Linked DNA regions of Homo sapiens: region 2 is linked to region 1. Evidence: chromatin contacts called from ENCODE Hi-C data. All regions are on one chromosome and are shown on one strand. The core of a region is the stretch at or near the end of the contact, and the rest is flanking DNA. Distances in the headings are between cores, read along the strand shown.

Region 1 (5,439 bases), core at 2,194-4,693:
ACATTGTAGTAATTTTTTTTTTTTGCTTTTTTTTTTCCCAAAACCTCTTTACTATTGGAAGAGCTTAGTTTTATCTGTGAATAGTGCTTTCATATTATAAGATTGTTGAAATCAGTCCTTGACACACTTCACTATTTATACTTCCCTATTTAGGTTAATTCCTGTCATGCCTTCTCATCCCTTCCATACCTAGCTCAAGCCAGTGTTCTCTGTTTGTCCTTATTTAATTGCCCCAGCCACAGTGTCCTCTCAGCTTTTCTTCTTTCAGTGTAGTTGTGCTACTTTTTAAAAAAGTTTAACAGGACTCTAAATTATATGCTGTAACATACTGTATTCTTTCCTGTGCCACACAGATAAGTAAGCACCTACCAAGTACTTATGGATTAGCCACTGGGAAAAAGGGAAATACATAGATTATTACAGTATGGGTAAACTATTACGAGAAATAAAAACACAGGTTCCAAGGAGGAAAAATGACCTTTGGTTAAGGAAATTAAGAAAAGCCTCCTGGAAGGGGTGACATTTGAAAGCTGTGTAGGATTAGAATGTGGATTAATTCTTTGACCTGTGTAGTTATTTCTCTCAGTCTCCTTATATGTTACCGACATCATCAGCATTCTACCCAAACTTGCCTGCATTACCTGGTTTTAATAAATGATTTTGCTCCTAATGCTTGAGAAAACTAGGGACTGAGAAAACTTGGGGATGATTTAAGTGTTGGCCTCCCCCCTCACCTCTGCCTGCCACAAGAGAAACTTGTCTGATCTCACATTTAATCTTAACCTCCTTTCCTTCAGTATCAGGCCTCCCTTTTTCATGGTTAGCCCTTCCCCTGTGCTTTTGATCTTGTGCTATCTCATCTCTAGGATCTTACTTTGTTAAGTTTCTCTTTATTTTCCCATATGTCTTCAGCTTCTTCCTCTCTTCAGTTTATAACACAGTCGACTTCTCTTTGATTTTGATCCTGCATGTACCTGGAAGTTTCTCTCTGTTCTTTCACGTATTTGAACCTTTTAAGAGCCGCCGGGCGCGGTGGCTCACGCCTGTAATCCCAGCACTTTGGGAGGCCGAGGCGGGCGGATCACCTGAGGTCCGGAGTTCAAGACCAGCCTGACCAACATGGAGAAACCCCGTCTCTACTAAAAATACAAAATTAGCCGAGTGTGGTGGCGCATCCCTAAATCCCAGCTACTCAGGTGGCTGAGGCAGGAGAATGGCTTGAACCCAGGAGGTGGAGGTTGCTGTGAGCCGAGATCGCGCCATTGCACTCCAGCCTGGGCAACAAGAGCGAAACCCCCTCTCAAAAAAAAAAGAAGAGCCTACACAATCACCTTTATTTCCTTATTTCTGCTAATTTCTTGGTCTACTGCAATCTGGCTTTCGGCTGCTATAACTCCACGGACACTGCTATCAAGGTCATCTTCATTTTATCAACACATTGTCTAATTGCCACATCTGGATTGATTTAAAAAATCTACAAAATCACTTGTGACCTTTGGGGAAATTTGAACACTGATTATTTGATACCAAATAATTAATTTTTAGGTGTGATAATGTTATGATGTGTTAAAGAGTTTTTATCTTTTAGAGATAATACTGTTTAGGCTAGGTGCAGTGGCTCACCCCTGTAATCCCAGCACTTTGGGAGGCCGAGGTGGGTGGATCACCTGAGTTCGAGACCAGCCTGACTGACATGGTGAAACCCCATCTCTACTAAAAATGTAAAAAGTTAGCAGGGCATGGTGGTGCATGCCTGTAAACCCAGCTACTTGGGAGGCTGAGGCAGGAGAATTGCTTGAACCCGGGAGGCAGAGGTGGCAGTGAGCTGAGATTGCGCCATTGCACTGCAGCCTGGGCAACGAGTGAAACGCCGTTTCAAAAAAAAAAAAAAAAAAAGATAATACTGATTACTTACAAGGAAATGATATGTCTGGGATTTGCTCTGAAATAACTGGGGTGGGATATAGATAACATTTTTCTTATGTTTAATGGTTGAAACTGGATGATGAGCATATAGAATTCATTATACTCTTTTTTCAAACTTTGTGTGTGTTTGAAATTTTCTATTATTGAAAAGTTGGGGCTTTTTAAATAAATGGAAAAGGGGAGAAGGAAGTAACCAAGAATAAAATCAATAAGAAATAATTATTTAATTACAATTCAGAATGGCATGCAGACTGTAAACTTTAATAATAAGTGGCTGTTCAAACTAATTTTCACCAGTAAAAGAATTGGGACTTTGACAGTGGAAGCATAATGCCTGGCATAAAGCAGATGCTGAGTAAATAATTGGTTGACTGAATTAGCTAGCAAGAGCTCAGAGCTGGATTACATAGACAACTCGTTGGATAATTTTAAAGGCTGTATACCTTTGGGAAAACCTGGTAGTTACTAGTCACCCCATTTGTTTTCATAAATAATAACAATCCATAATGGTATGGTGCTTACCATGTCCCAGGAATTATTCTAAGCGTTTTACATACATTAATTCTTTTAATTCTCATATTAGCCTCAGGAGAGGGGCACAATTACTTTCCCCATTGTACAGATGAGGAAATAGAAGCAAAGAGACTTTAAATAACTGGCTTAAGTCACACAGCAGGTGAAGTAACAAAGCCATGATTTGATCTTAGGCCATCATGTTTCATAGTCAATATTTTTAATCATAGTATTATATAGTCTGTCTTCAGTAAATCTTACAAAATTAATGTTATAATTGTCTACATGAATAATTCTAGGCAAGACTAGATTTGTCTAAGACATAGGTATTCTGATATATATATATCAGAATATATATATATAGTGTGTGTGTGTATATATATGTATATGTCATTCAATTCAGTGTTGGATTTTTATTGAATTTATTCTAGGCCGTTGTGACTTTATTTCTGTCTGTTGGCTAACCTCTCTGGACTAGGAAATGTATACTCTGTTGAGGTGATTTGCTCAAAGTGGAAGCCTTAGTTCTAACTTGGCATGATAACTTTGGAAAAGTGACTGAGTGCAAGATACTACCTTAGATAATTTAAGCAGAAGACTAGATTGGGGCACAATTGAAAGTAAGAGTGGAAAATCAGATTCAGCTAATTTTTGATAAAGCCAGTGTAATTCTGAGTGGTTTAGATAAAATTAGTAAACACAAGGGCTGTTTTGTAGACTAAATGTAGGTGAAAGATTAAATCTTTTATCTAAAAAGATGTCTCATCTCTCTTTTGTTAGAAGGTCCCCTAAGAAGAGCTTGGCAGACTCTGAAGGAACCTCTCCTTTTGCATAATGAACTGCCAGTAGAAACCCTTCTAGCCGTTAGAACGCTGTTTCTGTTTTTAGTAAACAGTTTCACATTCAGGCAGTTTTGTTTCTGGTTTGAGTATTTACAGGTGATGTGAAAGTTTAAGGATAATAACTTTGCTGTTAATGTCTGCTCTTAATCACATTCGTCTCAGGGAGGTTTGCTGTTTTGAAAACAGTGTTTTCAGAGAAAAAGGTTATCTGTAGTTAATTTGATTTCCTCTTTCATTTCAGCATTTTTTTTTTTTTGAGACAGAGTTTCTTTCTTGTTGCCCAGGCTGGAGTGCAATGGCGCGATCTCGGCACACTGCAACCTCTGCCTCCTGGGTTCAAGCTATTCACCTGCCTCAGCCTCCCGAGTAGCTGGGATTACAAGCATGTGCCACCACACCTGGTTAATTTTGTATTTGTATTAGAGACAAGGTTTCACCATGTTGGTCAGGCTGGTGTTGAACTCCTGACCTCAGGTGATCCACCCGCCTTGGCCTCCCAAAGTGGTGGGATTACAGGTGTGAGCCACTGTGCCTGGCCCTAAAATGCCATTTATTGTTAAAACATTGTATGCCGTTAATTTTGAAATTGACTTGTGCAGTTGTTGCTTTACATTAACATCTTCATAAATTTATTATACAGTTAATGTTTCTTAGACAGTTTACCAGCTGTCATTTATCATTTACTTGGTAATTTAGTGATCTCAATTCTGATTTAATTCACCTAGTCACTGAGAATTACTTATGCTTTGCTTGCTCTCAGTAAAGCATTAGAATTAAGTAATGACGAGAAGAACAAAGGATTTTCTTAAGTATAGTACATGAACTTAAATAGTTTGGGTTACCTTGTTTTAGTGTTACAGACGGTTTTTAATAATCCCTGGATTCAAATTAGCCGGGTATGGTGGTGGGTGCCTGTAGTCCCAGCTACTCGGGAGGCTGAGGCAGGAGAATGGCGTGAACCTGGGAGGCGAAGCTTGCAGTGAGCTGAGATCATGCCACTGCACTCCAGCCTGGGCGACAGAGCGAGACTCCGTCTCAAAAAAAAAAAAAAAAAAAAAAAAAAAATTCCCTGAACTCTCTAGTATATATTAAATATTTCAAGTTTTTAAACAAGTAGTCTCAAGTAAAGGACTGGCCGGGCACAGTGGCTTACACCTGTAATCCCAGCACTTTGGGAGACCGAGGCAAGTGGATCACCTGAGGTCGGGAGTTCGTGACCAGCCTGGCCAACATGGTGAAACCTCGTCTCTACTAAAAATAGAAAAATTAGCCGGGCATGGTTGTGGGTGCCCGTAATCCCAGCTACTTGGAAGGCTGAGACAGGAGAATCACTTGAACCCAGGAGGCAGAGGTTGCAGTGAGCCGAGTCTGTGTCATTGCACTCCAGCGTGGGAGACAGAGCGAGACTCCATCTCAAAAAACAACAACAACAACAACAACAACAACAACAAAAAACGAAAAAAGAAAAGGAAGGACTGGCTTTATTTGCTTTATCCACACTGTCAAATTTTGGTATTGTGGCAGCACTAAGAAATTTGTAGTTTCGGTAATGAGGTTCATGACATATAGTAATCTCGTTATCTAGCACAAATTTGAGTAATTTGAAGAAATCAGTTACTTTAGCTAGTGAAAAAGTCTAGCTATCTGCGTAACAAAAATAAAACTTCTTGAATCTTTCTCAGAATGTTAGAGCAAAAGATAAAAGATATGGAAAAATGTGCAAGGAAAGAATGATTTGGAGAACACAGAGTGATAGCGTCTGACTGAAAGAAATTTCAGGAGCTGTATTAGATAACATAGAAGGGGAAATAATCAGTGAAATAAAAGGAGAAATTTCTCTTTCTTGAAAAATTGAATCTTTTGTTTAAAAGCATTCTGATTGCCAAGATTAGATGAAAGAACATCTATGTTTAGTTTCAACTTTTGTAATTTTAAAATTTCAAGAGTAAAAAAACCCTAAAAGCCTCCAGACATAGAAGTTGTTACCTAAAAAGAATAGGAGTCCGCTGGCATTGGACTTCTTCACAGCAGCAGTAGTTGGTAGAAGGCAGTGGAGTAATACATTCAAAGTTCGGAGTTTCTAATCCAGAATTTGATAACAGCCAAATGATCACTCAAATGTGAGAACAAAAAAAGACATTTTCAGAAATTTAAGGAC
Region 2 (5,700 bases), core at 1,214-3,713, 530 kb before region 1:
CACCTGGACACAGGATGCTGGAGAGGGGACTGGAAGTCCTGTGACTGAGTCAAGGGCTCTCCCCCATCAGAGGACTCAGATTATGATCTGAATTCTAGTTCATGTGACACTTATAAATGCATCCTACTGTAGTCCAGTCCTTCAGGGTGACAAACTTATAGATAGCATGGATAATGACAAGGGCTCCTCTGTATTTCATTATGTCCTTATTATTATTTTTTCATTAAGTAATACTAAATAACATCATCTGCTTGTTTTTGTTGGCTGAAGCATTCATTCAGCCAACAAATATTTATTGTGTGCCCAGTTAAGAACAAGCACTGTGCCCTATACTAAATGGGTGAAAACTGTCTGCTGGGGCTAGTGAACATAGACCACAGTACCTACAGCAGGAATTCTTCCTCAGGTGAGGATGAAAGTGGGGGGTGCTTGTCAAAATGCAGGATCCTGGGCCTTCCTCCAGAGATTCTGATTTTGTAAGGATGGTGCCCAGAAATCTGCATTTTTAGCCAGCACTTGATGTGAGTCTGATATAGGTTATCTATGGGACCATGCTTTAAGAAACATTGGTAAAAATCATGAAATTCACTCAATCAAATCCCAGACCTGAGTATATGCAGTCTTGAGCTCTAGTGTGGTAATTTCCTATATCTGTGAAAAAAATCATTTAACTATTAATTGTCTCAACTTTCTTGTTTTTTAAACCAAAGGAGAGTAAGACCCTAATAACCTGTGTTCAAACATAGGTGGAGAGAAGGCAGAATGACCTTATTTATGTAGAAGCAGGACACTTTCAAAGGAACAGAACCATATAATTTGTATGACATAGATTGAGCATTAGCCAAGTACATTTGTATCAATGATAGTTAGGAGGAAAATCTCTTGCTTTTGTAAGAGGTATGAACATTACCTTTTCTCTGAACTGACCTCAGCATACAATCATTCACAGCTTGATTAGGGAACGCTAATCTCCCCTAGTTATCAAGATAAATGGCTTCTCTGATTACTCTGTTTTCTTTCAAACCCTTTCTCAGACCTACATCATTAATGCTCCGCTTGTGACTTTTCAATGGAGCACTTATTTTAGTAGCACACTTAACCCCATTAGAGGTTCAAATCTAAACCTTTTTCCAAGCAAAATTCCTCCAAGCTGTTAGAAACACCTTAATACTTATCTATATCTAATATCAAGGAAGTTATCTCATGTATGGGTGAGATACATAAATGTAGGCAATAGTTTTCAGCCCGATTGCTCTGATGTGAATTACTGTGACCAATTTAGCAATAGAAGAAATCTATGTAAAGAACTTCATAACGAATATATAGATTAAACTTAATGTATCACTATCATCATTAGAAGGACAGGGTATGGATTAAAGGCCAGACTATCTCAGAAAATATGCCAGTCTCCCTTAAAATAATAAAAAATACATCTCTTTTCCAACTCATCTAAGAATTCCCTCCCATTCTGTTCCTTTAATTATATTTTTATTAAGTAAGGTCTTTATTATACTTTAGTACGTTTTTATGTTCCTGTCTTGTTTTTGTTGTCTACCTTTTGCTACTACCTTTTAATACACCTTGACTCCTGGGCTCACAAAACAGAACACCCATTGAATTTACTTACAGATTGAGCACTTCAAAAGACTCTAGTCTTTGTGCTCCTGTTCAGAACCATTCAAAATATGGATGAGTTTCCAAACAGGAAGGAAATGGAATATGCTAAAAACTCACAGTTTTGTGTGTAGTCTGTAGCCTTAAATCATCCGAAGTACCCCAGATCCTGCACACCAAGGAGTGCCATCCCACTGTTTTGTCCAAATGAAAGAGAACCCCCTCCCAGCATTTTAGAACTTGGACCTGGCATGCCAACTTAAATGCAAATGGTCCCTCAAACTCAGATTTGCTGCGAGATCCATTTTTAAGTAGACTATGCTCCCTGCAGACCAACATGCAAATGGTGCTCGAGTATACGTAAGAATCACAGAGGCAACGAAAAGACACCAACCATACCTATTTTCGCAGCCTCCACTTTCAGGTTGAAATCCCAGTTCCTTGGCAATTTTAGGGACATTTTGCTTCCAGTTTAAGTGAGTAGTTAGTGAAGCGGTGAGTCTGTCACAGTTTGCGCCCTTCTTGTCTTTTCACTCTTTCCCTCTGTTTTTGTGTCTGTTTTTGTTCCTCCTTATGATTGCTTCACAAGCAATCTTAGGCTTGAGGCTGATTTGCCAACGTGTCTCCTCCTTTCTCTTAGATGAAAGGTCCATCCATCTGTCACTGGAGGATGGCACCCAAACTCCCCCAGCCTCCACCCTCAGTCCCACAGGGGCTAGCACCCTGCTTTTCTTGCTTTCAGTTTTACCAGAAATATCCCAGTTGACACTTCCCTCTGCGTCATGGGAAGCAAAGCTCCTTTTCGAAAGAATCTCAGGCCTTACTGAGTTGAGGTCGTGATAAACAACTGCTGCCTCTTGGTTTTGTGTGTGTGTGTGTGTGTTTCTTTTTTAACTGTCTGCTTCCTTGCATTTGAGGAAGTGGGTGGCTGTTCAGTGAAGATGATACATTATGAGCACTCTTTCTTGAGAAAATGGTTTTTGGAAATGCTTGAAAAACCAGAATGGTTGCTTCTGTTATAAAAGATTACAGTTTTAATTAGAAGAAAATGTCGAAACTCCCATCATCTACTTCAACTCTAAGCTCTCCTCTTCCTCACCTAACGGATCAAGCATCCAAAAATGGTCAGAAAAACAACAAGCATTCCCCCAAAGTTATCTTCTTTTAAATTCTTCCTGCTGTAAGGACCATGTCGCAAGCTCTCCAGGTGCTCAGGATAAAGTTTGCAAGTGATCTCAGCCTGATGTAGGGAGGGTTTTGATGTATTTGGCTTAATGAAGCAACTTAAGCTAGGTCGACCCACTCACATATCCTAAGGGTTCTTTGGCATTGTACACAGGGTGTGGGCTTTAGAATCAGGGTGTGTGGGCTGTATACATGGTGTGGGCTTCCATTTGCTAGCTCTTCAACTTTTGAACAAGCAACTGAATCTTTCCAGACCTTAATGTCCTCATCAGTAAAATGGGGTTGATAATAACCACAACTCAAAGGGTTTTTGCAGAGGAATCTAGTGCAGAGCTTGACACAGAGTGGTTGCACCACACACATTAATTCAACCTTTATTCTATTCTATTTAGTTCAGTTCTGTGACAAGCTTTCATGTTTAACTGGGTCAGCCTAACCTAGTGCTTAAGCATTTGGGCCCTGGAAACAGATCACTGGTAGTCAAATCCTGGCTTTCCTGCTGTGGGACTATGGACAAGTTTCTTGACCACTTTGTGCTTCAATTCTTATCTGTAGATGGGGCAAATAATAGGGCTTACTTCATAGGCTGTTGTGAGGCTTTAGTAGAAAAGCCAGTACAAAGTGCTCAGAACAGTCACTGCTAGCCAGCATCTAAGCTGCACGCCTTGCTCCATTCATTCTCCAACTCTCCTAGATGACTCTGTCATACTTTCTTCTTCACCTGCCACTTGCTTACTCTTACTGACGACCTGGGTTCCCGTTTCATTGAGAAAATCAATGTAACTGAAAGAGAATGTCCACAAGCTTCCCTCACTCTATCTGCTCACCTACCTGCATGCAAGCTGTATCCCTGACCTTATTCTTGGTACAATGGGTGAACTGGCTGTTAACACTCTCCCATCCCTATTGCATCATCAATTTCTTCTCTCTCTTTGATCCTTCCTGTCAGCGTTCAAACTTACTATTTTTTATCCCATAAAAAATCTCTCTGGATGCCACCACCCCCTTGGGCTAGAGTCCCATTTCTCTCCTTCATTTCTGAACCAAGCTTTAGTAAGAATTGTCTAACTTGCAAATATCTCTCCTCTTATTCTCTCCCGAATCCCTTGGTTGATGTTTTTGCCCCTATGACTCCACAAAATATATTCTCATCAAGGATACCTACGACTTCCCTGTCACTAAACTCACAGGTCAGGGCTTCATCTTCATCTCACGGGCCCATCAGCAGTGTCGGACACATTTGATAGCTCTCTCCAACTCTGAGCCCTCTGTCCATGGGGCTCCCACGGCCCATGGTTGGCCTGGCTGTCTGCCTGCCTTTCTGGCTTTTCCGTGTCTGTTTTCTTGCTGATTCCTTCTCATCTCTCTGACCTCTAAATATTGAAGGAAACCAAGACTCGACTGGACTCTTTTTCCATCCACACTCACACCTTGGTGAGCTCATCTGTCTCAAGGCTTTAAATGTCACATATTTGCAGATGATTCCAATGTGTATTTCCAGCCCAGACCCCCTGAACTCCAAATCACATGGATCTCTGCTTAGATCTATAGTAGCCATCTCAAACTAAATGTATCCAAACTGTATATCCAGAGAACGAGGCTGAAGGAACAGTGGTGACCTGGTGTATACTCCTGTCTTCAGGAATGAAAGGAGCACAAGAGAGAAGAACCTTGCAAGCGCATTTAACGCCTCTGCGCACACCCTGTCTGCTCACATTCCATTGGCCAACACAGGTCACATGGCCAAGCTCAAAGTCAGTGAGGCCGGAAGTACACCCAGTCCTCAGCAGCAGTGGGGAGGGAGAAGGGCCGGAGGGGTGGAAGAAGGGCCGGAGTGTTTGCTGATCAAGACTCCAATCCACCACACTCACCCAGTCTACCCAGCTACCCTCCAGCCTCCCCAGGGAGCTGGATTCCGCTGAACTTGACTCAGCTACTTGGAGACATTGCACTACTGCCTGCCTGACCCAAACACCACTGCTCTTTTTCGTATCCCAACTTAATTAAGCGGGTGTGAGAGAGGTAGCTGTCTGGCCCGGCCCAGCAGCATCTCCACGGGGGAATTCGACACCATCTAAAATTTCAGTCCTGGGACCTTTAAACTGAGGAATGTTGAAAATATTTTGAAGGTGTCATTAAGAAACACGCAGGGAACTTCCTTTACTTTTCAGGGTAGGTTCCTGTCAGTCTTGGAAAAACTCGTGACCCATGGGGGAAGTTAGTTGTGCAGATGCGGAAAGGCAATCAGATGGAAAGCACACTCCCCACAAGGGCCCAACACAGCAGCCTTCCCCCACCACAGAGCTCTCTCTCGGTCAGTCAACTGGGTACTGCGCTCCCTCTCTCTGATCTTCATAAAATGAAGAGCCAAATGCCTTGCCTGGTCCCAAAGTTTGAATTAGCATCTGCAGTAGCGCAAGCAAACATTGTTCCATCTGTTGGCTTGTTGAATGATAAGCGGATTTATTAAGGACCAAATTTTTGCTGGACATTGGAAGAACGTTCGTGAACAAGCAGACGTGTTTTCTGCTTCCCCACCTCACCGCCCTGACACCGGCTGTTGTCTCTTACAGTCTGTTGGGGGAGAAGAACAATTAAGTGAACGATTAAATACAGTGTGAGAGAGCTATGTTGGGGAAAGTGTAGGGAGCTAGGGGGGGTGTATATGCGAGGGGCCTAACTGGACTTGGGGAGTGAAGGAAGGGTTCCTGGAAGAAGTGTCTTTTAAAGTAAGGCTTGACAAATGAGTTAGGGAGGCAAGGGGGTTGGAAAAAGGATTCCAGACAAAACCAACAATATGAATGAGGCACGGAGAGAAGAAAGTTCTTCAGGTCGCTCCTAAGAAGGATGAAAGGGGTGGGGCTGAGGAGAAACGAAGCTGGAGAGATAGTCAGGGCTGAG

Evidence for each region. Hi-C counts contacts between places; a loop is a spot of excess contacts on that map. Pooled maps may share reads with other maps.
Region 2: a map with no recorded cell type shows a loop between it and region 1 (5-fold over the local background). The contact joins the promoter of ARHGAP25 here to the enhancer-like site in region 1. A Hi-C loop is called at or near these places in 4 of 37 single-sample maps with no recorded cell type and 4 of 50 pooled maps.

What each region holds. Positions count from the first base shown.
Region 1 is chr2:68,201,700-68,207,138 of GRCh38, reverse strand. The region is part of intron 2 of PPP3R1 (protein phosphatase 3 regulatory subunit B, alpha); the gene reads left to right. Among named protein-coding and RNA genes, the nearest start is that of PNO1, 47 kb to the right of the region's middle. RefSeq lists an enhancer at 1,071-1,571. Within about 2 kb of position 3,443, at least 4 of the 41 ENCODE cell types and tissues checked have a DNase peak (open chromatin) inside an H3K27ac peak, as active enhancers do.
Region 2 is chr2:68,731,574-68,737,273 of GRCh38, reverse strand. ARHGAP25 (Rho GTPase activating protein 25) reads right to left here and starts at 2,463. Exons shown (of 11, transcript NM_001007231.3): 1 at 2,014-2,463. The coding sequence starts at 2,074.